Linked DNA regions of Homo sapiens: regions 1, 2, 4, 5, 6 and 7 are each linked to region 3. A link is a loop called in an ENCODE intact Hi-C map of the cell type or tissue named here. Cell type or tissue: endothelial cell of umbilical vein. All regions are shown on one strand.

Region 1 (4,000 bases), 380 kb after region 3:
AGAAAGAAAATGTAAAGGGTAGGTTGTAATTTTCTTCACAAATGCTTAGGAGATTTCTGCAGATTCAACTTTCCCATATAGCAGAGCATCTTGCTGTTCTTGCCCCTTCATTTTAATTGCAACTGGGATGGAGAAATGTTACACGAAGCCTTTCTCATTACGATAGTGGGGAGTCATACATGAAAATTAATGCAATTACTGCCCATGAACAACCCCAAATAACACAGAAATCCCTGAAACAAATAAGATATAAAATGCTGATGCTTTTTCTTCTTTCACTCCTGTTTCAGTATAAGTCATGGAGAGCAGTCTGGAGTAATGTTTCATGTTAAGAGTTAGCATTAGGCATCCGTAAGATGTTATATTTGTCACATTTACAGGCATGTTTATAGTTTAGAAAAAAACTCAAAATTTTCTTAATAAGTAAATGAATTTAATGTTCCAAAATGCAGTAATATATTTGACTTCTCAGTATCATTCCCCACCCCCCTTTTTTTCCTGTTTGACCTAAAACATTTATGCATTGTTTTATGTGGGGCTTTGGCTTCCAGTATATAAAATAGTTTTGTGATACTAAACTTTAAAAATATTGTTTAAATATTCTGAATATATAGCTGTTGTAAGAGTGCTACATATGTATTGTGCTACTGCAAAATATTGTATAACTGTATATTATATAATATTTATATAACTCTATAACTTTTCAAGCTCAGATCAAACACAACTTAATCAAAGACAATATAAATACATATTTTTCCATAATTTCATTTTACCAAGAGGGACAAAAATGAACTCTGTACCTATGATTGTCGACTTGTATAAACTTTATTCTATTATGGGAACCTGAATATTTAGAAACTGTTACTTAAAATGGTAATCTTGATGGCTAAGCCAGGAGTCTAATGCTTTGGAGCAAAGACATGGGAGATAAAGAGCAAGTCTGAATCCTTCTGTCATTTGAAGGGACACATGAACCTGGAGAGTTTGGAGGTTAGGTTTCATGAAGGTACTTTGAATGAAATATACCTAGTGGATAAGACAAAATATAAATCTCCAAATGCTAATATTGCAAATTATAAAATAAATCAGTATAGGTGAAACAATGTACTCTATGTCTTACCAGAATGAAATATTTAAATCAATTTTTTGTGAATTTTTTATTTTTAAAGTTCAAATGAAAATTAGTGATGTTTAACATAAACTTTTTTTAAAAAAACCATGTGCAGGTAAAACAGTCGATAAATTCTCTTGTCCATAAAGCTAGACAACGTGCTGATAAAAAGGACTATTCTTCCCCCGCCGGTATTTCCTTGTTCTCCACCATCTCTCAAACAAAGGATGTTAGATTTAGTCATCCACAGATGCTGCTGCATTTCTTCTGTCATTTTTTGAGTTAAAAGCTCAGCCTCTCAATTTTTCCCTTTCTGTTGTTTTTATCCAGTGAGTAGTAATTATTTGACGTATTTTGTTTTTATCTCTTGAAGCCTCTTGGTTTCTTTTTCAGATCTCTTCCCATAGTTCTTCCGTTGTCTGTGCTTCTTTGCTATTGTCTTCCATTGTCTTAAAAAGTATTCACATCCTATACCCTGAAACTTCCAGTTTCCGCACACTTACTCCTTCCCTGTGAAACATACCCATTGTAACCTTCATCACCCCTGACCTGCAGCATCCCAGATGTTTCCTGTGAGACAAATTCCAGGCTCCGACTTGTGAGTTACAGGAAGCAGTGTTCTATTTTTCTAGAGTTTAAAATGCTAAAATAGTGTAAAAATGCACTATGCTATCTCTTGATTATGGAAGGGGATTTTTCTCTTTTTCTCTTTGTGGACTAACTTTCTGTCCATTCACATCACTTGCACTACTCTACTGGAGAAGACATACAGATGAGACACAAAGGTAAAACTTTGTCTGGCTTTTTGGCATCTCCAGTGACAAATTTGGAATGGAAGAACATGAAAATGATAAGGCTGTCTTTGATTGCATCTTCTATTGGAGAAAACTTGTCACAATTTTCCACAATTGAAACTACTTTAATATTCATTTTCCAACATAATTTGTGAGCACATGTAGATCTGGATGTGGTTGAAATTCTTCAAATCTATAATACTTCAAACAAAATCATGAGGCTCAGTAGGAAATAGTGATAAAAATCATTAGTCACAGTCCCCTGCTCAATGGAGAGAAATGACATCATATCTTAGACTGATACATTGCTAAAAGCCCAGTCAGCAGGAAGCCATCCTGCTATTCTACACTCACCCATTCAACACATATTCATGAAAGCCAACAGTATATGGGGCACTATGCTGAAGGCTGAGGATGAGTATTCAGGAAAGAGATACGCAAGGCACTGTGAGGTCATGCAGAACAGATATTTAACTCAGCCTGGGGGGTGGTGGGTGTTACATGTCAAAAAAATCTATAGGAGATTCTCAAAGAATGAGTAGGAGTTAGGCAGGTAAGGTGTGTTGGCCGAGGTGAGGAGAAGACAAGAAGAGATAGGAAGAGAGACAGGCTGTGAGCAAAGAATGAAGGCAAGAAATTGAATGCTGTACGGGAAACTGCAGGCATTTAGAGGTTTCTGAAATATGAAGTATGAGATTCAGAGGTGAAAAATAAAAGGCATGAGACTGAGTGGCAAAAAATAATGGCATAGAAATGGGCAAGGGGCCATGTTCCTTGTCTAGGAGCTTTATTCTGAGTAGTTAGGGAGCTAAAAAGACATAGACATTATAGCTATAACTCTCGTGGCTAGTAGAAGATACAATGGTTCTAAGTGAGACTTTTGAGAAGGTTGCCACAGTGTCTCAAGTCAAGAGCCTTAGTTATGACAGCAGTAGCTGGGGTAATAAGAAGAATAGATTTTATAATTACTTAGAAGTAAAATAACAAAGACTCTGCGATTTGATTGATTACATGCAAGGATTGAGGGAGGTGGTAACATTAATAATGGGATCCTCGTTTCTACTTGAAATATTTGTTTGAATGGCAGTATCATAAACTAGAGAATATAGGAATAGGAACAAACTTAAGGGAGAAATTAATGATTTCAGCTTTGGACACATTGAATTTGAAGTCTTACTGTTTATTCTGGTGCATTTAGTGAGACTGTAGTTTAATGTACAAATCAGCATTTCTAGTGGGAGGTTTGGACCAAGGATTTGAACTTGGAAGCCATTAGTAACTATGTGGTTCTTGAACTACAGGTGTACATAAAACTACAATGTGAGAGAACATAGGGATTGATAAGATAAAGCTGGGCAATATGGGATGGCTGTGCAAAGAAAACAGGGAATAGCTAGACTCATCAAAATTTAAGAAAAACCAGGAGGATGTGGTGGAATAGAAACCAAGTTAGGAGAGTTTTAAGAAGCAGAGGGTGATCAATGTCGGGGACAGGCTGAACTTCTGAGAAATTTGGAGATGGGCATAAGAAATTTAAGTGATAAGACAGAGAGTCAAGACAAAAGAGAAGGGTTTTTAAAATATGTTTATTGGGAGAGTCTTGTATATATTTAAATACCATTGGGGAGAGAAGACACAGAGAAAGGAACGAGACACGGATCCCGTCCTTCAGTGTCTCCTGTATACTGTGTGATCTGGTGGAACATCACAGAGGACAGAAACTCAGAAACCTGGACCTTGACAGAGCAGAATCAGGTTGATCCGGTTTTACCTACCATAGATGACACTGACCCTGTCCTTCAGTGTCTCCTGTATACTGTGTGATCTGGTGGAACTTCACAGAGGATAGAAACTCAGAAACCTGGACCTTGACAGAGCAGAATCAGGTTGATCTGGTTTTACCTACCATAGATACTCACCAATAAAATATGTTGTCTTTCTGGTTAGCATGTTGCTTAGGGGTGAGTTGGGTAATTAATTGGATTAGTGGAAGAGGTATGATCTAACTCAAGTCTATAGAATACATGCTAGGGTCTTGGGAAACAAAGATCATGTAGAGATTTAGAGATTTAGGAAGGAGAGGCCGGGCAGGGTG
Region 2 (4,000 bases), 760 kb after region 3:
ACAGAAGTTCAATCTCAAGAGAAGTTCTACCCAAAAATTGAATAGCATGGTAGTTGCTCAAGTATCTATACATGTGTGTATTTGTGTGCATTTATTACATGTAGACAGAGCTTCTCTTTTATACTGGGCTGAAACCTCCCAGAAAATCTGTAACTCTTAACAGGAAGAAAAATAGGAAACAAAAGACACAAGTCTAAAACAGCAAACATTCAATTGAATATCAAAATTAAGACATTGGGACCTAACACATTCTTACAAAAGCACATACCTGCTATTGAATACTAATTTCAGACTAATTCAAAACATCTCGTTTCTTACAGGCTTTTTACAATTCTAAGAATACACAAACACACACACACAGATAATTTTATGGGACAATTCCTAAATTTTTCTAAGAATTTAATTTACAATTTCCATGTCTTGTTAATCAATGTAAAAATCAGAGTGGAACTAAAATGATCTTACACTAATTCACAAGTTAAAGTTTTGCTATTAGGAGAACGATTTAGTTAATTCTATCTAGTAAATATATATCAAAGTGTAAGCTACTGAAAATTAATATTATATACTTGCATGGTAAATTTCAATGTTCACTGAGCTTATTTAAAGTTTTTATAATGGAATACACACACACACACACACACACACACACACACACACACATGCTCCTGGATATTTAGAATAACTTCCCAAAAGGCAAATTCATTTCTCAATAAAGGTATCTCAACCCAAATATACTAAACTTAAGTATTAACAGCTTTCTTTGTTATAATACTAATCATCTATGAGTAGTATAGAAACAATATTACATGTATTGTTTTGTAAGATTCTGCACATTGTAAAAATATTGGGGGATATCTACATTCTGTCCTGCTTTTAAATTTGTGGGACTGATTTTATGCCACACAAGATTCAATTTCATAGTCTTAAATGCCTCAGAAGTGTTCTAGAGATTCATTGCCTGAACAAGACACATTGTCAATCCCCACCCAGGCAACAGGTCCATGCTTAGTTATTAAATAGTCCCAGACAAAACAGTAACCATGGTGCTTTCCAGCTAGCTGTAAAATACTTGATTTTCTTGCAAGGAGTCCATTCTGATGTTAAGAATTCTTACAGTCAAGCCATAGCCTTGTACGGTTAGTTATTATCCTTCATGTTGGAACTAAATCTCACTTTTTCTTTTGTACCCTCAGTAAAAACAAACTTTCTGACACTTCTTAAGCTCTCAATATATTAATTGAAATGTATGAGCAAACAGTTATTTATAGTGTTTTGTTTCTGCACCTCTTTTGGTCACTATTTAACTATAAAGATGAATAGCTCAAATTAAGTTTTCCCATTTTATTTTCATTGCATTGAGCTCTGTTGAAATATACTAAATATAATATATATAGCAGCATACTAAGGTTGAGTATTTCATATATAAAATAGAGATGCTCAATTTCTTTCCTGCTTCTAAACCTGTAAACTTCCCTGTCTGTACTATCCTGATCTCCCTCCATTCTTTCTCTCTCCACCTCATATCTAATCTTCCTGCCAATGCACAGTATTTCACCCTCTCAGCTCCTAAGAGAACTTACTCCATCAGTGATCCTTCTTTTTCTCCTGGGATTGCACTTTCTTTCTCATTTATCTAAAGATATTTTTTCAATATCAAGTGTCTCCTGCCTTAAAACAAAAAGATGAGGAGTGTTCCACATTTGCTGTCTTTCTTTACTTCATTGTTAGTCCAACCTCAACTCACTGAAATCTAGACCCTTCCCTCATTTCATTTAAGCTGCTCATACAATCTCATTACTGGCCTCTTTACGGTACCTTTTCCAGTTTTCATCTTATTTGACTTCTCAGTGGCATTGACAGCACAACAAATGACTACATTTTCCTTGCTGGAATTTTGCCCATTAGGTCTCAGAAAAACCATTCAGTCTAGGTTTTCCTCCTAATTTGCTAGGTATTGCTTCTCAGGTTTGGATAGTCATATTTTTCCAAGCATTCCTTAAATACTGTTCCTTCCCTACCCCCAGAGTTCAATCCTGGGTCTTTATTTGCCCTCATCCTGTTAACTCTTTCTGTGAATTTGTCCTTACAGTTGGCTTTCACTGACACTGAAAGGGATGATGACTAAAGCAATTGAAATTTCAAGCCCAGGATTCCTTCCTGAGCCATTGGGGCATGCTGGAGTCCCACAGTACCAGAAGTACCTCTTGGCTGACCCCTCCAGCTTCTAGGAGGTAATTATTAAAGTTCTGACTCCAACTGGCCTGGTCTAACTCTTCACGGTTTGCTATTTTCTTTTTCCTTCTCAATTTTGTGTGACTTAAAAATAAAACTTTTATTTAACTTAATAAATCTATCAATATTATAATTTTAAATTCTATTTTATAAATATCAGAAAATATAAAGATTTCATTGAATTACCATGAGCAAAGATTATAACAATATAATGTAACACTTATTTTATTGTTTTCAAATAATATTTTCATATTTAGTCATTAAATCCACACAACCAACACGTAACTTTATTATTATTGTTTACTGTAGGGAATTTAGGCTTCTAGAGGTTTGGAGTCTTGCCCATGATCACACACTAGTAAGTGACAGAACAAGAAGCTGAAATATTAGAAAAAATTACATATCCTCACATAAATATTTTATGGTCTTTAACTGTCACCAATCACAAAGTCGTGCTCCAGGGTTGAGAGTTGTTTTTCTCAAAGATGCTACAAAGAAGGAAACATTTAGTTTCTTATTCCTTGCTGACTTTTATTTTTTTGATAGAAGAAATAATTTAGTCCTAAAGCATTAGAAAAAATGAAAAATTAAAGAGGGAAATGAAAGACCATGAATCACCTACAAAGTGAGTTTTATATTCTACATAGTCAAGAGTTAATAGCATATGTATGCTTTCTTTTGCATGAGAGTGAACAAATTACAAGCTGGACAAGATGTATCAAAATTCAAAAATAAATCTTAATTTTTTATAAAGGATTTAAAAGCTACTTCTGCAAGATTCAGACAAATTGCTTGTCCTCAGTGCATTTTGCTCAGTTCTCTCATATGGTGATGGCCTTTTGACATTGGCTTTAAGGGCCTTTGCTGATCTTACCACTCGTTCCATATGTTTAAACAAAGCATGTGGTTTTGCCAGCATCCTGCCACAGACAGGGAAACATAATCTCTGAATGAGGCAGGAGCCCAGAGCCCAGAAGATCTTCAGTTATGCTGGGACGAGACTCCCGTCTAGCAATGAGGGGCAGTAACATTCCTCCCTGGCGCCTGCTGAAACAAATTTCAAGAATGGTAACAGTCTTGTTTTAAGGTTTTAAAACTATCAGTCTGGGATCAGCAGCCTTTTCTAAGAAGCTGTGGATGCCAAATTCCAGCTGTCACAACTTGCTTCTGTGAGAACCTCTGCTCAGTTGGTCAGAGACTTGGAAGACGAACCTCGTTAAGACTGTGAGCCACAGCTCTTTTCAGACAGACCAAACCCAAACCACAAATCGCCCTCTTGAAAACCCCAGCCTTTCCTTCTTGGTTTGGAATACAGGGTTAACACAAGGTTATCTGTAGGTTAGATGTGAGCACCCAAACAAAATATTTAGCCAACTATATGACTAGTTTGTGGTTTCAGGTTTTTATTTCAAAATATTTGCAGCCCATTAATCACTATCATGAAAGAGTCTTCATCAAGGAGTTCACACTCAGTTCATTTATTAGGCTACAGAATCAGTATTTATATACTTGTATCACAAAGAGAAAAAAATAATTGACCAAATTGAATCAGAAACATGTCTAGGATTTGAGGCCTTCAAGCAACATTTTTTTCTCTTTACAAGATTTTCAGTTATCCAATCGTGACTGCAGAGTGGGTGACATTGGTTCTCTTAGGGAAGGAAAGGTAAGGTTTCAGCTCCACATGCGCTTTCTCAAGACCAGAACCATGACTAATGAATTGCTCAACAGGAAAAATAGCTGATCTTCAAAGAGTTGAGAATGT
Region 3 (4,000 bases):
AATGAGTTTTAAAACATTATAAACCTCAGGAAAATCAAAATCTAGTAACTCATCTGTCAGGCCATAGGCACGGTGATTTAAATTGAGATCACTAACAAATGTAAATGGATTATTAGATGTCAAATACTTTTACTTTCCATTGTAATTCAAATTGAATGTGGGTAAGGCTTAAACATCACCATAAACACTATTTGCTCTAGAGTGAACCTCCTTATAAGAATTACTGGTCTTGGAACTCAACCAAGGGAACTTAGTTACTGAATTGCTATCAGGAGACCCAGGGTGAAGTGATTCTCCCTGTTAAGTGACTCTAATAGTGGTAGAATCCAGCTCTTTTGTTTTAGGCAGTAGTATATTTATGTCAAATCATTATACTTCATATCCAAAAAAGATGCAGGGAAGCTTCCAAGTTTACTAATGCCATCTTGACTGACATTGAGTAAGTTCTCCTTTCTTTGCAATTTTCAGCTCAATAGTATCTTACAGCGCAATGTGCCAGGAAGTCTACCAACTTGAAACTAAGCCTTTCCTGCTATAAATTAAACGTGTTTCCTCCTTGGTACAAACCAAATGCTTAATTATCTCTCTCCTCTTTCACAATCCCTTCATAGAGGCCAGGGCTCTTTGATCTTGCTATTTTTTTCCACCTCTAGAAATGGGCATTATTTTAAAACTTCCACCAGTTTTATGGTTCATCTGGAGTCTACACCAACTTAAAAACTGGGCAGAGTATTCACGTTGATGTCTGAGTGTTTACTATGTGCCAGGATTAATGTTCACAATATCGTGTGATACATATATTATTACCTCATGAATCCTCACAGCAATCTTAAGAGGTAGTTCTGTTATCCTCCTTTTACAGGTGAGGAACTTGAGGCAGAGAGAGGCTAGGTAAATTGCCCAAGGTCACGTTGCGCAAATTCCCCAAAGCAGAATGTGTGCTCATAACCATTGCTCTGCACTCCTTGTCCGTTACTTTAAGCTTGCTGGTTTGGTTACCCAATTCCTAAACACTGATGACCAACATATACTAAATTGCCTCTGGAACATTATTCTGGTAAGTAGTATTATTGAAGTCTAAAAGCAGGTTTACCCATGAAACACATTCAAGTAATCTGAGAATTTATGCTCTAGGCCTGGCGTAGCAGCTCACATCTGTAATCCCAACAATTTGGGAGGCTAAGGCGGGAAGATCACTTGTGCCTAGGAGTTTGAGACCATCTGGGGAACACAGCAACACCTCATCTATACCAGAAAAAACAAAGAAAGCCAGGAATGGGGGTGTGCACCTGTAATCCCAGTTACTTGGCAGGCTGAGGTGGTAGGACTGCTTCAGCTTGGGAGGTCGAGGCTGCAGTTATCCACGATCGTGCCACTGCCCTCCAAACTGGGTGACAGAGCAAGCAGAGACTCTGTCTGAAAAAAAAAAAATGAAAGAAAGAGAAAGAGAGACAAAGAAACAAAGAAAGAAAGAAAGTAAGTTATGCTCTAAACACATCTCCTCATCCAGCACAATCTCCTCCCAGACCACTCCCACCCAGTTTTGTGGATTTCTTTTTTCAAATGATGATTTTGATATTCCACCCCTTTTTCATGTTGAAAATATGGTATATATACACCAAGGAATACTATATGGCCATAAAAAAGAAGGAGTTTGTATCCTTTTGCAGAGACAGAGATGGAGCTAAAGGCCATTATTCACAGCAAACTAATGCAGGAACAGAAAACCAAATACCACATATTCTCACTTATAAGTGGGAGCTAAATGATGAGAACACATGGACACACAGAGGGCAACAAGACACATGGGCCTTTGAAAGGGTGGAGAGAGGGAGGAGGAAAAGGATCAGGAAAAATAACTAATGGGTACTATGCTTAATACCTGGGTGATGAAATAATCTCAACAACAAAACCCCCAGGATACAAGTTTACCTATGTAACAAAGCTGCACTTGTACCCCAGAAGTTAAAAGTTAAAAAAAAAGAAAACATTGAATTCTACTTTAACTATCAGATATTGTCTGTGCAGCATTTAAAAATGTACTAAAGCAGCCAAGCCAAGTGGGAGATAAAAATAATAATAATAAAGGTAAAAAAATGTAATGTACTAAAAATATGGAGATTATATAGAGATTATATAGAAAACCATAGAAAATTTAGAGTAGCATTGGTAACTGAAAAGTAAAATAACAATCAATAAAATGATAAATATAAAAATAATATATTATTCTGAATTGTTCATAAGATAGACTAAAAAGATTTCCTAAGGAACAATTTTCTACACATTATACTCAGCCACTGCATAGTATAAATGTGTGTTTTCAGATAATTGGGACAAACCTAATAACTTTGAGATAATAGAAATCAAAACAAACTGAAATCCTAGTTTGAAGGCTAAGACTATAATTTCAGTAAGTCTAAATTTAGTGCTTAATCCACTAAGGAGTGTCCTTGGCAGTGAAATTGAGATACAGTACACACCAGTGACCTCTTCGTGTCACTGGTGAGCTTTCCTTGGCTCCCTTCTACCTATCTCTTCAACGGGTTCCCACTCCAGTGCTATCGGTGTGCTTGCAAAGGCAAGAGCTAAAGAGAACAGGTTTTTTAAAAAAATTTTAAATCACAGCTAATCTTTTCCCAAGACAAACAGTATTCAGTGTGAAAAGAAAGCTCCTGGTTAATTTATGTCGCTTAGAAAACTGAAACAGATAAAGGAATATCCTTTAAAAATCACCACCTGACTGTAATATAATCAGGAACTGGGTAAATTCAACAATAGAAGGAAGTCAAATAGACTGACCTTTCCCAAGTTGTTTTAAAACTGACATGTGAGTGGAAGTTACTGGTGTGGTTTTGTTGTCGCTTCTTGTTTTCCTAAGGAATTTGGAATCTGAGCAGGGAAGTCGCCTGTTCTTTAAACTAGCAGTAGAACAAGAAAGAATACACCCATCCTTCTGGGGGATAAAAAAATTAAGTTATTCTAGCTGGAATGCACCTCCCCAAAAGAGATAGATAAAATCACCAACCAAGAATTTAAACAAGAAGTATTATTTATCTCTTACTGTTGGCCCATACTGTCCTAAATATTGGTAGTGATGAAGGGAACAATTGTGCAAAAGGAGTATTGAAACACAGGAGTTCATAAATGGTCTCTTCTCTCAAGAAGTTTACAGTCTAACTCAAAATTGTTGTATTTTAAGCATGTTTGGAAGTATTTAATTTTTTGCCTCATTGTTATTTGTCATTCTAAAAGTTACTGCTATAATGGCTACAGAAACTGTGGTTCCTGAGTTTTCTGACATAGAACCAATATATTGTTATATGTTACATATTATTTTGTCTTTTCATATAAATACATCAACAAATTACCAAAATGTAGGGGCTATTGCTAAGCCATCTGCTTTAATTTGGGTTTATAAAATATGATCACTAGAACTATGCCCCAGGTTTTTAAGGGTGCCTATCCAATTTATATTTTTCAGTCAAAAAGTAATGTCTCCAAATAAAACAGCATCAATAGCTTTCCAACAGCCAGTATTAGAAGCAGAACTCCATGGTCAGTCATTCTAGTCTAGGTTGTATCTTCACCCAGAATTGTTTCATGTTTGAAATCTTCAACTTCAAACCAATAATCAAATTATTTTCTGTTCATCTAACTTCACTACCTCCTCTCCCATTACCATCTCTGAGTCTGTATGGGTGCTGCTGAGTTTCCATTGTCTCCTGTTTCTTCTGGGTTTCCATGCAGGACTGCATGGTCAATGGCTTTTAACATCTCTCACATCAGTGTCCTTTCACATTCCTTCATCCTCCTCCCACACCTGTGCTGTTCATCCTCAACCCTGTGTCAGTTCACGATCTGTTTCCTCTGTAACTGAGTAGGCAGACAAAAATCTCATCGCTGTGTTGATGACAGTGTGGCAAATTCATGTATTTTTTGACCTGGCTATTCTACTTGTTCTTACTTTTTAAATTCATTTCCTATGGAAATGCTGTTAACC
Region 4 (4,000 bases), 1.0 Mb after region 3:
CCACCTGCCACAGAGATATTCCACCCTAAATATCCTGTAACACAGTCACATTCTAAAGTACTGGGGGCCAATACTTCAACATATGAATTTGGTGTGTGAGGAGGGGCACAATCCAGCTAATAATACCCTTCAACAATATCTTAATGTTTATTATCTTTGATGATAATTTTTTATAATTGTGTCACGGTACATAATTGTTGCTATTGTACTGTTTAAAATAAAGCATTGCAAATTTTAAGACAAAATACCTTTTGTTTTGTTAGTGGACATTTTGTTACAGAAACATTAGCGATGTCTTTTTGTGTCTACATTATAATTTAGTTCAGATCCTTGATCAGTGTCCCTTTAAAAACATAGTATAAGTCTAAACTTTAAATCTTAAGATGTTACCTGTATTAAGTATCTAATATTTTCAAACTGACTGACGTCTTTATTCTGTAGAATACCTTCCAAGATTTTTGTTGTTTATTTTTTATGTGATATACGTAGTTACAATATTAAAGGATATAAAATTTCATAAGAAAGCATAAAAGGGAAAGAAAGGACATGGTAGTTTCTAAAGTGGGAGCAAGAGGAGGAAAAATGAAGAATATAGCCAGAAATGACAAAGAAGTCACTGTCAGATGGAGTACTAAATTGTCTACAGCTTGTGGGAGGCAGTGGAATGGCAGGTATCAAGGTCAGGTGTCCACAATCGTGTATGACACACGGGCCGTTGCTAACTTTAAATAGATTAATGATTGTGACCTTTCAACATGAGACAGTGAGCTTAATTTTTTTAAATCGACGGCAGGTTACATATTCATTTCATCTAAGGTGGTTTTCTGTGTGGCCATTTTTAAAAACTGTAGTTCCATATTATTTTGCTCATGTCCATAGTACAGATATCTAAAAATTAAAAACATATCCAATCTTAACACTAAGTGTGTTTTTCTTTCTTTTCTAAGCAAAAATTAAGAAGATAATAGTACTTTGATGGTGAATGTTGCCCAGGGCTTAGCCAGAAAAAAACAAGTCTTGTGGCACTAGTTGGAGTTACAGCTAGAAGAATGGACTATGCGGGAGGTGAAAGATATTTCCAGGGGACTGTTTATTAGCCTTGCCCTGATGAACATCTTTTTTGCATGGTATTCTAATGTTGCTAGTGTCTAAAAGGTATGTGATCTTTATCTACATTGCTTTGGATTTTCAACATGTGTTATTTTTCTTGGTAAGAATGCTAGAGTTAAAACAAAGGAACAAAACATGCTAAAGCACAAAAATTTGTTCACAAAGGCATCTATACCTCAATACAGAAGTCTATCCATTCTATCCATACATGCATCCATGAAGTTCATTTATGTGTATGTGAGTGGGTATTTTGTCTTAGCAATAGTATTTGCAATAAAAGACACATAAAGTCACAGAATTGCATGTCTTTCTCTTCATGTAATTTTACAAATTTACTTTTAAAATGGTCCCTGTGTTTTCTGTAAGCTAAGGTGATCTTTGTGAGGTTGATGAATAGTCACCAAATGTATTCATTGGCATCTGTTCCCAGAGTGTGTAAGTGCTTGTATAAGACATTTGTATAAGACATTTAATTTTACCCACAAAACAATATGTTACTTTAAAATTAATTGTGCAGGTGTCTTGATTACAAATAGCTCAACTATAGCTTTCATTTCCAATTTTATCTACATATTATCCCACCAAAGGAAATTACCTCTTGAGGTTTCAGAGGGATATCCATTTATTGCTAAGTTTTCTCTAGAGTTGTCTAATTCCATAGTGCCACCAATAGGTTTCTCATGGTACATTTACTGTACTGGTGGCGTTTACATTTGAAATTGGAAACGAGGGTGAATTTCTGATTCTTTTCTACAGTGATCAAATCTATAGTGATTTAAATTTAAATCTTGTTGCTCTAAGCAATACTGAACAAAGAAAAACAAAACAAAATTTACAATTGCTTATTTATACTCCATTTTGCTGAAAGCACTATGAGTGATACAGAGCTATGTAACACAGGACCTCTGAACCCAAGGAAATTCCTCTTAGGCCTGTTGTTCTCGGGAATGTTCTTCCTGGAGACTGTTCAAGAATGCTTTTTTTTTTTTTGAGATTCCAAGCTCTTAGGAGGGAGCTGGTTGGTGACTACACTTACTGAAGGGAGTACTATTCTCAACTCTCTTCAGTGTTCTCATTTTGGCCCATAAAGCAGGGAAGTGCATCATTTAGAAAAGGAAAGTGAGCATCCATGGCTTGTCTTAACTCTCTCCCAGAAAAAGAAGAGAAGTAACTTACCTGACTCATGGGACTAGGAGAAGGAAATGAGCCTGCTCTGCTCTACCCTGAGAGCTCTCTTTTTTCCTGACAGCAAAGTGGTTCTCTGCCCCAGGCAAGCCTTCACAAGACCATCTGAAAGCCATCTCACTCTATCCAGCTACCAGGGTCTGCTGTGTGAGGCAGGTATTTTCTGAGCGTGTGTGTGCTCTGCAGACACCAATCCTTCCTCAAGTGGGTTAGCCCTCAATCTAGATGAGACATAGAGGATAAGGTGGGTCACAGGGCCATAAAAGGCAGATTGTATTTCCACATCTAAGCCAGATTCTCCAAGCCAGCCTTGTCAAGAATAAAGCCAATAAATCTGATTACTACCTCTAATTTTAAAATTTTGTTTGAAATTTAGAGAGTAGAGATAGATAATACGTGTGAATCCTCAAACACTCATGCAACTAAACATCCAGCAATGGAAACTTAGAGTTCTCTACATAATCTACAACTTTTGACAAAGATACATGAACCTGGTAGTTTTTTGTTAATAATAAATTTACACTGGCTTCTCAATGAATAAATATGTCAGAAGACCATGAATTGGTATTCTGAAAGTACTGAAAAAATAAAATCACTAAGCAAGAACTCTGTCCTGTGAGAACATTCTTCCAAAACAAAGCTGTAGTTAAGGCATTTTAAAACAAAAATATGTAAGTTCAGAAAAACTTTATCTCTGGCACATTTTCACTAAAAGATATACCTCAGTCTAAAAAATAATAATAATGTCAGAGGCAAACGTGGAGATAGCGGAAAGAATAAAGAACAAGTAAAATGGTAAATATATGGGTAGACATAAATAAATATTGACTACACAAGTTTTGCTCTTGTTGCCCAGCCTGGAGTGCAATGGCATGATCTCGGCTCACTGCAACCTCTGCCTCCACGTTCAAGCAATTCTCTTGCCTCAGCCTCCCGAGTAGCTGGGATTACAGGTGCCCATCACCATGCCCGGCTAATTTTTGTATTTTTAGTAAAGATGGGGTTTCACCATATTGGCCAGGCTGGTCTTAAACTCCCGACCTCAGGTGATCTGCCCTCCTCAGCCTCCCAAAGTGCTGGGATTACAGGTGTGAGCCACTGCACCCGGCTGGGTCTATTGTTAATATTATATTTCTTATTGGCTATTACGGTAAAAGACAAGTTTTATTTCAGTTAATTCACTCAAATTAATTTCATGTGAATTCAAATAAATTTCAAAGGAGTACATACTACAGTACTAGGGTGAACAACAGAAACCTCAGTAAAACTATTATTTGTTTCTGTATCTATCCTAATAAAATTATTCATCAAAATTATAGTTCAAAGACCTGTCCTGAGAAAAAATTGTTTTAAGTATCTGCTTTCTAGAGTACCCTAACTACTCATAATCAATATTCCCCAAAATTGAAAAAATGCTAATTATATATATTATTATGCTATCATTAATTCATAAGAAGTCTATATGGTTTACAAAATGTATGTGGGGGAGAAAAGGTATAAATCTTTTTTCTATGCCATCTTTGTTCCTTGAAGTAGATGATGAAGTTATATGTTGTTATTCTTTATTTTTGTATAAGCTCCCCCTTCTTCATGCAAGTTTTCTGAGATGAAAATAACTCTAATAGGTCACTATAATCTGTTTCTACTCACTACACTCCTAACACCAAATGTATGGGGTTTTCATCCCACACCAACTAATTCTCCA
Region 5 (4,000 bases), 570 kb after region 3:
AGAGATAACTCAATCACTGCAAAAATGACACTTTCTGATTTTGAAAAGTTCGCAGGTGGGTTGTCTCTGCTTCTTCCCTGAGAGAGTTCCCAGTGCGAGTGATGCACATTGCTGGTGCTACAGGTGCCAGTAGAAGGATCTCCAGGGCAGTAGAATCCCATGGCAACACGGCAGATAAAAATGACTCAGCCCTCTGCTGCCAAAGGTCTTTGCCAGTGTGTGAAGAGCAAGGATCTCAGTTGTAATTCAGTCCTTGGTATTAATAGAGGGGAATTGTGTTGTTCATCAGTAAATGCTGTTCATTCATCCTGCATATTCATTGGTCCGTATTCTTTTTCCCTATTTAACCAACCATTGCCATCCTTTACTATCCATCCCACAGTGAGTCTGAAAATCTGTGGTGTAAGAACTAGTCATTGCAATTAGATTATTGCTATGATCACATAATATGGCATGTCATACTTCAGAAAGAAGTGATAGAGTTACATAAAAAGTTCTTAATTTCTCAGATTTTGGCGGAACAACTTTCTGATTTAAACATCGAACATACCCATTAACTCATATATGGGTGCAGCACACCAACATGGCACATGTATACATATGTAACAAACCTGCAGGTTGTGCACATGTACCCTAAAACTTAAAGTATAATAAATAAATAAATAAATAAATAAACATCAAACATAAAATATAGATATTATCTTTTGAAAACAATAGGAAATGTATTTTTCTACCTTGTAATGCATTTCACATTGGTGATAATATTTGACTCTATGTAAAATGCCAGTGTTTCAGCTTGGATTACTTTGGTTCAAATCTTGGACTTTATTTATAAAACAGCATATGTTAATAGTACTCCCTTTGTCGCTATTGCTCCTTTTGATGCCCTTGTCATCAATTGGCATGACCAATGCTACCTTTAAGTGACAAAATTGAACCAAATGCTCAGTACCTTACCATTCTGTAATTCAGATCAATATGATGACACTATTTTTGATAGTAGCTCTAAACATATTTTGTAACAGAAACCCGATTTGAGATAATAAAACAAATGTAACAAAACTACTATCTAGTATTTTCTTTCACCATTTTGTCCTGAATTTTGAACATGAAATGATAACCAAAATTAAACTTCGTGAGTCAATTTGGCTAAAGTTTAGAGCAAAGTTTCAGGGTTTCCTATTATTTTTTTCATGAGAAAGTGACATATTTTCCACACCACTCTCATATCAATATCTTAGCAAAGGAGGTAAAATTTAGTGTTGCCCTTCACAGAGTCAAGTTCGACAAGGGAGTATATGAATGGAAATGGAAGAGACTCATATAGAGAAGTTGAAACATATTTTTGCCAAATAATATCCCTGACAACTGGGCTTTTAAGCTGTAAGATTTTTCACTGCCTCCTTTGGGATCCTCCATAACCAATATATGACTTGGCCATGTGAGTATTCCAGGCCTGAGGATCGACCCCAAAATATTTACCTTGCAGTTGATCACTCAAAACAGCTATGTTGAAGAATCACTACTTAACCTTACTTAAACAGTGAATCATTTCGGATTCTCGTCATGCAGTTAAGTCAGGTGAAATTAGAACAATAGCTCTGTTCACACTTGGGGTGCCTATTATTTCTTGCACTGCCCTCTGCTGGCAGGCTTCGTTCACCCAGTCTCACAGGTATGGCTGGTTGCTCCTTTGTCAAGGTCAGTTGAGCCAGCCTCTACTCAAAGCTGTTAAAAAGTCTCCTCTGAATTAGTGTCCTCATTCAATAGCTCATTCTCTTGAGTAGTGGTTCTCAAAGTGTGGTCCCCAGATTAGCAGCATCAGCACCACCTGCAACTTGTTAGAAATGCACATTTTGGGGCCCACCACAGACCCTCTGCATCATGAATTTTGGAGGTGAGGAGCAGGAATCTCAATCTTGTTGTAATAAGCCCTTCACATGGTTCTGATGCCCACTAACTTTATAGAACTGTTGTTGTCTTGTGGCCAGTGGTTAGAATTCTTCAGAAACATCCCTACCTCTAACAGTGATTTGCTAGAGCCTGACTTCCTTCTCTGTAGGCACAGCTTCTACAAACACCAGGATCATTGTATTTTCTTCAAAAGTGACACCGCAGTTGATCTTTTATTTGCAGTTAGTCCCTTATCACTCAAATTAACTTATATATTCTTCTGTTATTAGGATATAAAACAGAAAATAATCCTTATCAAAAGTATGAAAAGTAGAATAGGCTCTTTATGAAAACTGAAACAATACAGTAGTGTATGAAGCAGAAAGTATTTTCATCTTTCTCAGCCTTTCTCATGTAAATATAACTGTACATACAGCCTACCATGTCAATGCACATAGTCATCTCTCCTCTTGTTAAGATTTGCACAACCCATTCTGTTTATAGCAAAATCAATCCCACTACCTGCTCTTGATAAATATATATATTGTTTCCAAGTTTTAGCAGTCGCAAGCAGTGTTGCATTGAGCATTTGTGTTACACATCTCTGCTTACGCATGGATTTCTATAGTATAAAACCCTAGATAGTAAATTAGTGAGTCAAATAAAATACATACATGCATTAGCATATTTTCTTATTTTCTCTATTCTTGATGCTCTGGCATCTGGAGTGTTTCTGTCCCTGGACAGATTGCCCCTTCCAAGGTTAGATTATTCCTAGACATAGCAAAAAAGCAACCATTGGTTGGTTTGTATAGCAAAAGCACACTTTTATTTTTTTGGCCTAAAAGTGTGCTTTTGATATACGAATCAACCAATCCCAAGTCCATACTCTCAACCACCTATTCTGTCTGGTTCTTATACTCCAGGAGGCAATATTCATCTGTCCAAATTATCCCAGGGCTGGGTATCAGGCAACTAGAGATAACCCCTGTATCTCAGAGCCCACTGAAATTATTCAAACTACCCAGTCCTAAGACTGCACAGCTTGCTTCCCTTGCCTTGTCCATTCCTTCCTGTGAAGACTATAACAAAGGCTGTGTCCCGTGCTTTCCTCTTGCTTCTTCTCCCACCTGCCTGACCTGGGTGCTGCCCAGGTGGCCCTGTGTGGTTTAGCATGTCCCTTCTCTTGGGAACTGTGAGCAACAAACTGTCTTTTTGATAACCCTGTTTCTTGATCTGTTAGCCTCACCATCCTCGAATAAAAATAAAATCTTGGGCACATTTAAAAACAATATATGAAACACTATAGGGTTGTATTACAGAAAAGTTAAGGCCACAAACTTTGGTGCCAGAGTATATGGGTTCAAATTCCACTGTCTCTGCTTCCTAGTTGTATAATTTTTTTCTTTTTTAACTAGGTAAGCTATTGGACCTCTCCATGACTCAGTTTTCTCCTCTGCAAAGTAGGGAAGAATAATAACAATATCTACCTCACAGAGTCCTTGTAAAAACCAAATGTTAATAAACATAAAGTATTTAAGGCATAAATACTTATGCAATATATAATGCGTAATAAATACTTATCATCATTCTTATTGATTAAAAATGCCCACTTGACCTCAAAAAAGTTGAATCAATTTATTATTTATAAAGAACATTCATGAGAAGCTATTTACCTATACCCTTGAGAACACTTTATAGTTGGATAATATCAATATTTTAAATTATTTTCTGTCTAATAGATGAAAATATTGATCCTATTAGCATTGTTTTACTATTGGAGTAATAAAAATTTTTAGTTAACATTTGATTCTTTAATCTTCTATTGTGAATTATGTATTTATTCTCTTCACATGGTTTGGTTATCATTTGACTAGAGACTCTTACTTCAATATTTAAAATGGAAAACATTTTTGTGACTGTGGATTAACATTTTTATGTCATCTTTAGTCAAATAAACATTTACAGTTTTGTATGGCTAGCTGGTTGTTGTTTTTCCTTTATGGTTTCTGTCCTTTATTTATTTAAAAATTCTCATATTTTTAGTATTCTTATAGTAACATTCCTTTGCTTATAATTCAATCCCTCTGAGTTTTGAGCATCTTAA
Region 6 (4,000 bases), 470 kb after region 3:
AAGATTTTGAATCCAGATTACAGAAGGGCTCATTAAGGGTATCCTGTAGTAGGTAATGATCAGTGTTTTTGAGCAGGAGACTGATGCCATTTGGTTTGTGTTTAGAAGGATTATCTGGCAAAAAAAAAAAAAAAAAAAAATAGCAGACTTGATTGTACTAGAAAAATAGCCCCAGGGAGACCAGTAACAGTATTACCTGGAAAAGACTGGAAGTAAGAGAAGGGTTTTGGATAAGGAAGAGTGTTGATTGAAAACCTTAATAAACTAAAGCAAATAGTCAAGAGAAAACACATTTTTTTCTTTTGGTGGCTAATTCATTCAAAATATATGTTTCGAGGTTATTGGGGAAGAGGGTATAAAAACATTATTCTCCATCACAACTCTCCAACCCAAAGAGGTTACTTTCAAAGATAGAGCTGGATCTAGTATAGCATCATTGCAGTGTTTTTGTTCAATAAGTCTTCTGGTCATGTCTAGGATGAGAAAGTTAAACAGTTGTTTGGTTAGTTTGTTTCCAGATATTTTAAAATCTCCCTATACAGAGCTATATTAATTGGCACGTATTTGATTTTTTTTTTTTTTTTTTTTTTTAATGGAGCACTGTGGAAGAGAAAGGCTGGGTTTCATTCCTTTGGGAAAAGCTGTCTCAGTTTGTGGAACAAGAATTTTGAGTCAGAACTTTTAGGCTTAAGTCCTGGCACTGCACCAGCTGGATAAAATTAGGCCAGTCATCTAACCCCTAAGCACTCTGTTTTCTGATCTATAAAATGGAAATGAATTATACCCTAACTCACAGTAAATACTTTTAAACTGTAGGCTGCTCTACAAATTCTAGTGACCTGGATTCAAGACACTCTATATCTTCACCTTGCCCAAATAGCTATATATTAACATTTTAATTTATATTATACCCAGAAATTAGCAGAAGGGGATTGACAAATATGAGAAATGGAGAAACTAGAAACGCCAACCAGGCGAGTGTATCCAAGGGATGGTGGACTAGTAGTGGATAACTTGTGGGCTGTACACCTACCTTTACACTTAAAATCATCAGGGAATTGCTGGTACTGATACCAAATTACCAAATATTGTTTTTGTTTTGTTTGTTGTTATTGGTTTTTTTTTTTTTTTTTTTGGTGAATTTGTGAGAGTATGGTAGGTGGCGAAGAAGGGAATTTTCATATTATGTCATCATTGTTACCAACAACAATATTATCAGTATAAGGCAATGGTTTCTAAACTCTCCTGAGTCAAGAAATTTTTGGAGTCTCTGATGAGAGAGATGGACTCTAGGAAAATTTTCATGTACATCTTTCCCCCACCCCAACTATTTTGATTATAAATCAAAGGATTCACAGACTACCTGAAGCCTCTCTAGAGACCAAGCAATCCAATGGACCTCAGGTTAAGAGACCTGGCTATAAAGTAGCAAGTGAATTTTCTGTTTACAGAGTCTGTTTTGCTTTTCTTTGTTTGTTTTTGTTTTATTTTAAGTGGGATTGTTGTCATGGGTCAAAAAAGTCATAAAGGGTCTGGCATTGTGCTAGGAATGTCCTCAAACCTTAATGCTTCTAGTCATTTTAGTAATACTGCTGGGTAAGGGAGTTTGTTGTTGCTTATATAAAACTGGTAAGAAGAAAGACTCCTGGCCAGGCGCAGTGGCTCACACCCATAATCCCAGCACTTTGGGAGGCTGAGGGTGGTGCATCACTTGAGGCCAGTAGATCAAGACCAGCCTGGGCAACACGGCAAAACCCTGTCTCTACTAAAAATACAAAAATTAGCCAGGCATGGTGGTGCGTGCCTGTAGTCCCAACTACTCCAGAGGCTGAGGCATGAGAATCGCTTACACCCAGGAGGTGGAGGTTGCAGTGAGCCGAGATTGCACCACTGCACTCCAGCCTGGGCAACAGAGCAAGATTCTGTCTCAAAAAAAAAAAAAAACAAAAAAAACAAAAAAAAAAAACAAAAAAAAAAACGGCTCCCAGGTTTTAGTAGTCACTATATACTCTGTTGGTTACTACAACACAGATTGTAAATATCTTCTAACATTCTGTCTCTTAGGAATTTTACTCTCTCAAAAAATAGACTGTTCAATGTTTTTAAACCATGTTTAATTCACAAATACAAAAAACGTACATGCTGATCACTGTGTATGTTTAGGGCTCCCAAATCTACAGTTCTATCTTAAGTTCTTTATAATAATGTCAGACGGTTCTTCTGACATTATTACAAAGGTCTGCTGAAAAAATCCGCCTGGATATTCCAATAGACTACTTACTCATAAAATATCCAAAAATGAGTCAGTCTCCTCCATCATCATATTCCAGGAGTCTGCTCCATCTCCAGGCTCCCTCTGTTGGTAATTGGCACCATTAGCCTCTTGCTGGCCACCAGGCCAGGCTCTGCCAATGCTTCAGAGCTCTGCACAGGTTTCACCCCTTCTGATGTTATTATACTTCCCTGGCACTGTGACACCTTTCTTATCTCATTTGGAGGAGAGTGAGGGCTGGCGAGAGAAAATCCAAACCACTGTTATTTTTGAATTGTTGCTATTATTACTACCATTATTATTAGTTTTCAAACAAGCACATTTGTGGTGATCTTCTTAGCATTCTAATATCTTCCTATTGAAATGAATGCAAAATTGAAACTCCTTATCACAACCTACTTGATCCCATAGGATTTGGACCCTGTTTCTAAGATTATCTTTTGTCCCTTACCAGCTTCCAGCCACAGAGGCCTTATTCTTTTCTTTTCTTTTCTCTTTTCTTTCCTTTCCTTTCCTTTCCTTCTTTTCTTTACTTTTCTTTTCTTGCTTGCTCTGTCACCCAGGCTGGAGTGCACTGGCATGATCTTGGCTCACTGCAATCTCTGCCTCCCAGGGTCAAACAATTTTCCTGCCTCAGCCTCCCGAGTAGTTGGGATTACAGGCATGTGCCACCACGCCCAGTTAATTTTTGTATTTTTAGTAGAGATGGGGTTTCACCATGTTGGCCAGGCTGGTCTCGAACTTTTGACCTCAGGTTATCTGCACACCTCGGCCTCTTAAAGGGCTGAGATTACAGGAGTGAGCCACCGTGCCCGGCCAAGTGAAGGTTTCATTAGGGAACCATTGACAACTCAATGCCTTTCACCACAGAGCTAAATTTATCTTTTAGGGGATAAATGCACTGCTCAGCCCCATCCTGGAGGGGCTCACTCAGCAGAGAGGAGGAATGATCACTCCTAGGATACTCTCTCATCTAGGATAACTTACAATGTATCAGAGCACCCCTGAACCCAAGGCATGTGTATGTGTATATATATTTTTTAAGACAAAGAGTTTTGCTATTAAAGTATTCAACCTGGAAGAACAAGAAAAAGCCTAAGTTTCACTGAGATGAGACAAATTTCCAAAAATGTTCTTTTCTAGGTCATTAGAATTTCCATTTCTGACCTATAAAAGAGGTGCATATATCTATATTTTCTCTTGTATCATTTATAATAATAGCTGTTTAACTTTGATAACACCTGTAATCAATTTTCAGGATGCAAGCTATTTCTAGAACATTAAAAAAACTGATATTCTTTAAATAAACTAAGTGCATAAATGGTTCAAGTGCTAAAATTCAAGGCTTCTATGTGTATGATGCATACTGATATTTGAAGCAATTTTACAGAAGTGCATATAATTGAAAAAGTAGCTTTATTTGGGTAAAATCAAAGTATTTATTAGTAAAGTCCTCTTAAATGCTCATATAAAAAGTAACTATAGACACATAAAATATCATTATTGTTATTATCATCATTAATAGCTAGCCTGGTACTTTAATGATTTTCTTGAAGTTTCCTTATTTGAATTAACTTGTTGGTCTTGATTGCAATTAACATTACAGACTGCTGAGTCATGCTAATTCTCAGAACAAAAAGAAAGCAAACCAAGCAACATCAAACCAAAGAGCTCTTTAAGAGGATCAAATTTTCCATGCCTCAAGGATAATTTCATATTTGTTTATAC
Region 7 (4,000 bases), 1.1 Mb after region 3:
AGGTATTGGGTAATTGAACTATCACACAGCACCTGGTAAACTTGAACAGCAATGACAAAACACATGCTATGGCAGGCCTTGTAGTCATGTTTGAGAGAATTTATCACACTTTATTACAAATAAGTGTAGCAATAAATATGCAACAGAATTTTTCTTTTTTTAAGAAAATCAACATCAGGCATTCATTTAATTCCAATTTCAGCAATGCTATAATATTCAAATAAACAGGAAAGCTTTCCAGAATTATCAAGTGATATTTCATCAAACAGGTACTTAAGAATTTCTCACCATCATTTTTACTTGTTTTATTTAAGTAGGCAGTCTGGTGGACCTGAACTAACAAACAGGGTCTTAAGGTTTTAAACGATATTTTGATAATATAACTAGGCAAGCCAGTATTTTATGCATTGATATTATTAAATTCAAAATACAGAAATAGATTAAATGTAGACCCAGAGCTGAGATGCCATCTTCCACCATAAGCATGACATGGCGAAGAAGCCACTGGAAAGCATTCCAGACACCTGGGATCTAGTCACAGAACTTTCTCTCGCTGTGCTATTTTGAGGACACTATTTAACCTCCGTAAGCCTCAGTTTCAAAACCACTAAAGTGGCCGGACGTAAGATTATTTCGCATGTCTCTTCAAATTCTAACATGCTATGCAAAGAGATGCCCTAGGCATCTGATGTAAATTGATGCATAACATTTTTAGTTCTCCAAAATATGTAAACCCCATGAATAGTGTATTTTTTGTCATATTCCAAGAGTATTATTAATCTTCAAATTGAAGAATATGGTGAGTGATTCCAATGTTATTCTAAGTAAATACCTAAAAAAGCACCAGAAAATTCATTAACCACTATTATTTGAAGATTATGTTCCAGTAATCTTCTGAAAGCATACATAATAGGTATAATCCCAAATATTTTAATATGGTAGGTACTCCATTAACCATTACATTGTTTGATAAAGCTTTAAACAGTAGTCAGTTATTTCAAACAAGAAACATGCATGTAAACTTGATGAAGACAATATATGCATGCCTTGGTGTATTGAAGTGATAGAGATGAGTTACTGTGTCTATGTTGATGAATACTCAAAGTTTCTAGGTCCTCTGGGACATTAATTAATTAGAAAACAAACTCTTACTATTTTTATGAATAGCTTATCACAGGACACGCTTCCAACATACTTCTTCCTTTGTGTATAAAAAAATACATAACTATAGACCAATGGTTCTCACTCAGGAGCAATTTTGTCCTCCAAGGGATATTTGGCAGTGTCTGGAGACATTTCTGGTTGTTACAAACTGGGAGTGGGGTGGGGGAGTGCTACTGGCATCTAGTGGGTAGAGACTAAGGATACTGCTACACATCCTACAATGCACAGCCCCCCATGACAAAGAATTGTCTGTCTCCAAATGTAAACAATGCCAAGATTGAGAAACCCTGACGTAAACTGCAAGTCTCCATTGACTTCTGTGTCAAGTCTATCAAAAAGTCAGATACTTTTTTGTGCTTCCTCCCCTTACAAATCATGAACTTAAGGCTTTGATTCAACTAATAAAATTTTTCTTTGTATTTTTGTTTCACTCTATAAGTCTCAAATATATAAAGAATTAAAAATATTTAAAGTGCTAACATGGGAAAGTATTTCTGTTATTTGGCAGATTTAATAATTTTATTATATTATAAAAATTATAAAAATTAAGCCTAGAAAAGGCTTATTTTTTTTTTAGATTACTCTCAATATCATTCTATGCTTTTGACTACTCAGTTGAAGAAGCCAATGCAATCTTTCTTATTGCACTGTCGTTTTTCAGTGTGTGTAAACTGGGGTTGCCAAGGGTTCTAAAAAAGATTATTTGGAAGTATTAGGGTTAAGGAAGACTTAGTGTTGATGTTTAAAATGTGTTGTACGTGCTTATATTTATGCCTAGGTTTGTTCTACATGATTTCCCTTTTTAATTTTAAATTGGACAAATCACTGTTGGTTAAATTTAACTAATTTTTCATTAGCGTTTCCATTTTCTGAAGGCGTCCCAAATCAGTATCTGGGTAGACCATAATGGAGACCTGTTGGTGGCTCTAGAATTATTCTTGCAGGATTGCAGCGCCACCTACAGGGATCCATATGCATATCATTATTTGACCAACCGCGCTCCTAGCATTCACTGATGTACATACAGCCCAAAAGACAAATGGAAAAGTCTAGAAAATGAAATAAAACAAAATTAATAAAAACCCAAGGGAAGTGTTTACATTGTATCATGTGTCTTTTCAGTACGTACTTAACGGAGGCCTTTTGAAATCAACTAATTTCTTGATTTCCGACTCTGTAGGTAAATATTACTTTTCTGGATTCTTTTAACAAATTACTACATCTTTAAAATGAGAAAACTATACCTTTATTTAAGAGAAACGTTCTGAAAAGAAATGAATAAGTGTTGAATGATACTGAATTTTGAAAAATCAATATGAAATTGTATAGATTTGACTGGTCTGGAATTTTTTAAAAAATAAAACAAATCATTAAACAAATATCAAAACAAAAAGTTAATTGTAAGATGCCTTTGTTTTCCTTTTGCTATTCTCTTTAAAAAAATAGGTTTATTCAACTGCGGACTTTCTTTCTGTTGTTGGCAAAAGTCAGAATTTTCTAGATTTAAAACTCAAACTACCTATTTTGAATAATGATAACAAGTATCAAGTTCATGGTTTTGTCTCCTAAGTTCCTTTTAATTATGCATGCGGACTTTACTAATGGAAAACTGTTACACTGACCTGTCAGCACTGTGAGAACTTTTAGGAGAGTCCAAGGCAGATTTGAACCAATACAGCAGTGAGAATGTGGAAGATAAGTCTCTTGATGGGAGGTGGGGTAGGGAGGAGGGAAGTAGAAGAAGTATAAAAGAAAACATGTAGTAGCTCAGTAAGGAAGAAGTTGACATTCAAAATTCTGTCCCTGATCTCCTGTGGAGGGAACATTTAACTCCTGTTGGCCCAGTTTTTACACCAGCCAGAGAGGTAAACTTTGGTAATTGCATCATTAAAATCTGTCTGCCCACTCTGTATGTGCCATGCAATCGCACTCTTTGATGAAGTGGAAGAGGCATTGCTATAAATCTTTGTCATGAATAGAATGTTCATTGGTTCCTCTGGAAATTTTATGTAACATGGATTAAAACCAGGCTTTGTCTGTTCATATCAGGGAAGGAAAAGCAGGAGGAGTAGAAGGTATTTTTAGAGTAAAGACCAGCCAAGCAAATTAAATCAGACCATTAAGCTTAATGGGGTTTGAGAGACCAAGGGGCAATTATGAGTTCAAAATAATGACCTTCAATCCAACATGAAGAAAATATGTAATAGCAGAACTAACTCCCTCTCCTCTCTCTCTCGAGCTTTTAACCAGAAGGGCAGAAGGAATGGAGGTGGTAGAGGTCAATAATCAACTAAAATGACCATGCTGTTTAGTTATACAGCTTATATATGTATTATTCCAATAATATTAATTTCCTCCATTAGGATTAAAATAGCACATCAAAAGATAGTCATATGAAGCTTTCTAAGAACCCAGATAAAATAATTCTCAAAAAGTTCGCCCTGTAGGGATTTACAACTATTTATAGTCTGAAAGATGCCCACTAGCTGTGAATAAATTGAAAGCTGTTGGGGGTAGTGTCATGAAAATAATTAAAATAACTAAATGACTTTCATAGGATAATATCAGTTTTAAGAGTTGTAAGGGAAACCTTATTCTTTCTCTGTTCTGTTGTGCTGAAATAGGGTATATAAGACAGAGTAGGATGTACAATTAAGGGAATTTTTAAAATGCCCCAACATAGGCAGGTTGGAAGCAGAATTATGACTTCATGTCTATTTTCAAGATGGAGATCTATCTATATGTTCATGTTTTAATTTATTTTTATGTAGTTAATTGTTACTTAAATGTAGTGAATATAAAACCAAATCACTGAATGAAACCACCTTCATAAACC

Evidence for each region. A loop is a pair of places that touch in the nucleus more often than their neighbours do. Peaks named below come from ENCODE experiments on the same cell type or tissue, not always from the same donor. Only the 100,000 strongest peaks of a DNase experiment are listed, where the experiment ranks them.
Region 1: it touches region 3 in a loop (5-fold over the local background); 2 of 110 quality-filtered maps call a loop at or near these places.
Region 2: a loop joins it to region 3, with 13 times the contacts of the local background. A loop is called at or near these places in 6 of 110 quality-filtered maps.
Region 4: a loop joins it to region 3, with 5 times the contacts of the local background. A loop is called at or near these places in 8 of 110 quality-filtered maps.
Region 5: a loop joins it to region 3, with 4 times the contacts of the local background. A loop is called at or near these places in 21 of 110 quality-filtered maps.
Region 6: a loop joins it to region 3, with 7 times the contacts of the local background. A loop is called at or near these places in 9 of 110 quality-filtered maps.
Region 7: a loop joins it to region 3, with 7 times the contacts of the local background. A loop is called at or near these places in 27 of 110 quality-filtered maps.

Annotation. Positions count from the first base shown.
Region 1 is chr6:113,493,987-113,497,986 of GRCh38, reverse strand. No RefSeq gene overlaps it. Among named protein-coding and RNA genes, the nearest start is that of LINC02518, 63 kb to the right of the region's middle. In endothelial cell of umbilical vein, no CTCF peak of the experiment used is centred here; DNase peaks (open chromatin) are centred at 1,636 and 2,186; H3K27ac peaks cover 3,016 bases.
Region 2 is chr6:113,120,348-113,124,347 of GRCh38, reverse strand. LOC105377956 (a long non-coding RNA gene) reads left to right here. Exons shown (of 4, transcript XR_942894.1): 4 at 2,093-2,226. Among named protein-coding and RNA genes, the nearest start is that of LINC02518, 310 kb to the left of the region's middle. In endothelial cell of umbilical vein, a CTCF peak has its summit at 2,214; DNase peaks (open chromatin) are centred at 2,057, 3,377 and 3,707; H3K27ac peaks cover 3,167 bases.
Region 3 is chr6:113,878,190-113,882,189 of GRCh38, reverse strand. It overlaps LOC124901382 (a long non-coding RNA gene), which reads right to left. Exons shown (of 3, transcript XR_007059716.1): 2 at 1-1,416. Among named protein-coding and RNA genes, the nearest start is that of MROCKI, 6.8 kb to the right of the region's middle. In endothelial cell of umbilical vein, a CTCF peak has its summit at 2,462; a DNase peak (open chromatin) is centred at 2,529; H3K27ac peaks cover 760 bases.
Region 4 is chr6:112,875,678-112,879,677 of GRCh38, reverse strand. No RefSeq gene overlaps it. Among named protein-coding and RNA genes, the nearest start is that of RFPL4B, 530 kb to the right of the region's middle. In endothelial cell of umbilical vein, no CTCF peak of the experiment used is centred here; a DNase peak (open chromatin) is centred at 1,977; H3K27ac peaks cover 1,398 bases.
Region 5 is chr6:113,304,384-113,308,383 of GRCh38, reverse strand. No RefSeq gene overlaps it. Among named protein-coding and RNA genes, the nearest start is that of LINC02518, 130 kb to the left of the region's middle. In endothelial cell of umbilical vein, a CTCF peak has its summit at 1,656 (motif pointing left); no DNase peak of the experiment used is centred here.
Region 6 is chr6:113,413,055-113,417,054 of GRCh38, reverse strand. No RefSeq gene overlaps it. Among named protein-coding and RNA genes, the nearest start is that of LINC02518, 18 kb to the left of the region's middle. In endothelial cell of umbilical vein, a CTCF peak has its summit at 2,394 (motif pointing left); a DNase peak (open chromatin) is centred at 2,364.
Region 7 is chr6:112,778,807-112,782,806 of GRCh38, reverse strand. All of the region lies in intron 1 of LOC107986634 (a long non-coding RNA gene), which reads left to right. Among named protein-coding and RNA genes, the nearest start is that of RFPL4B, 430 kb to the right of the region's middle. RefSeq lists a silencer at 2,010-2,119. In endothelial cell of umbilical vein, a CTCF peak has its summit at 2,120 (motif pointing left); DNase peaks (open chromatin) are centred at 1,366 and 2,106; H3K27ac peaks cover 245 bases.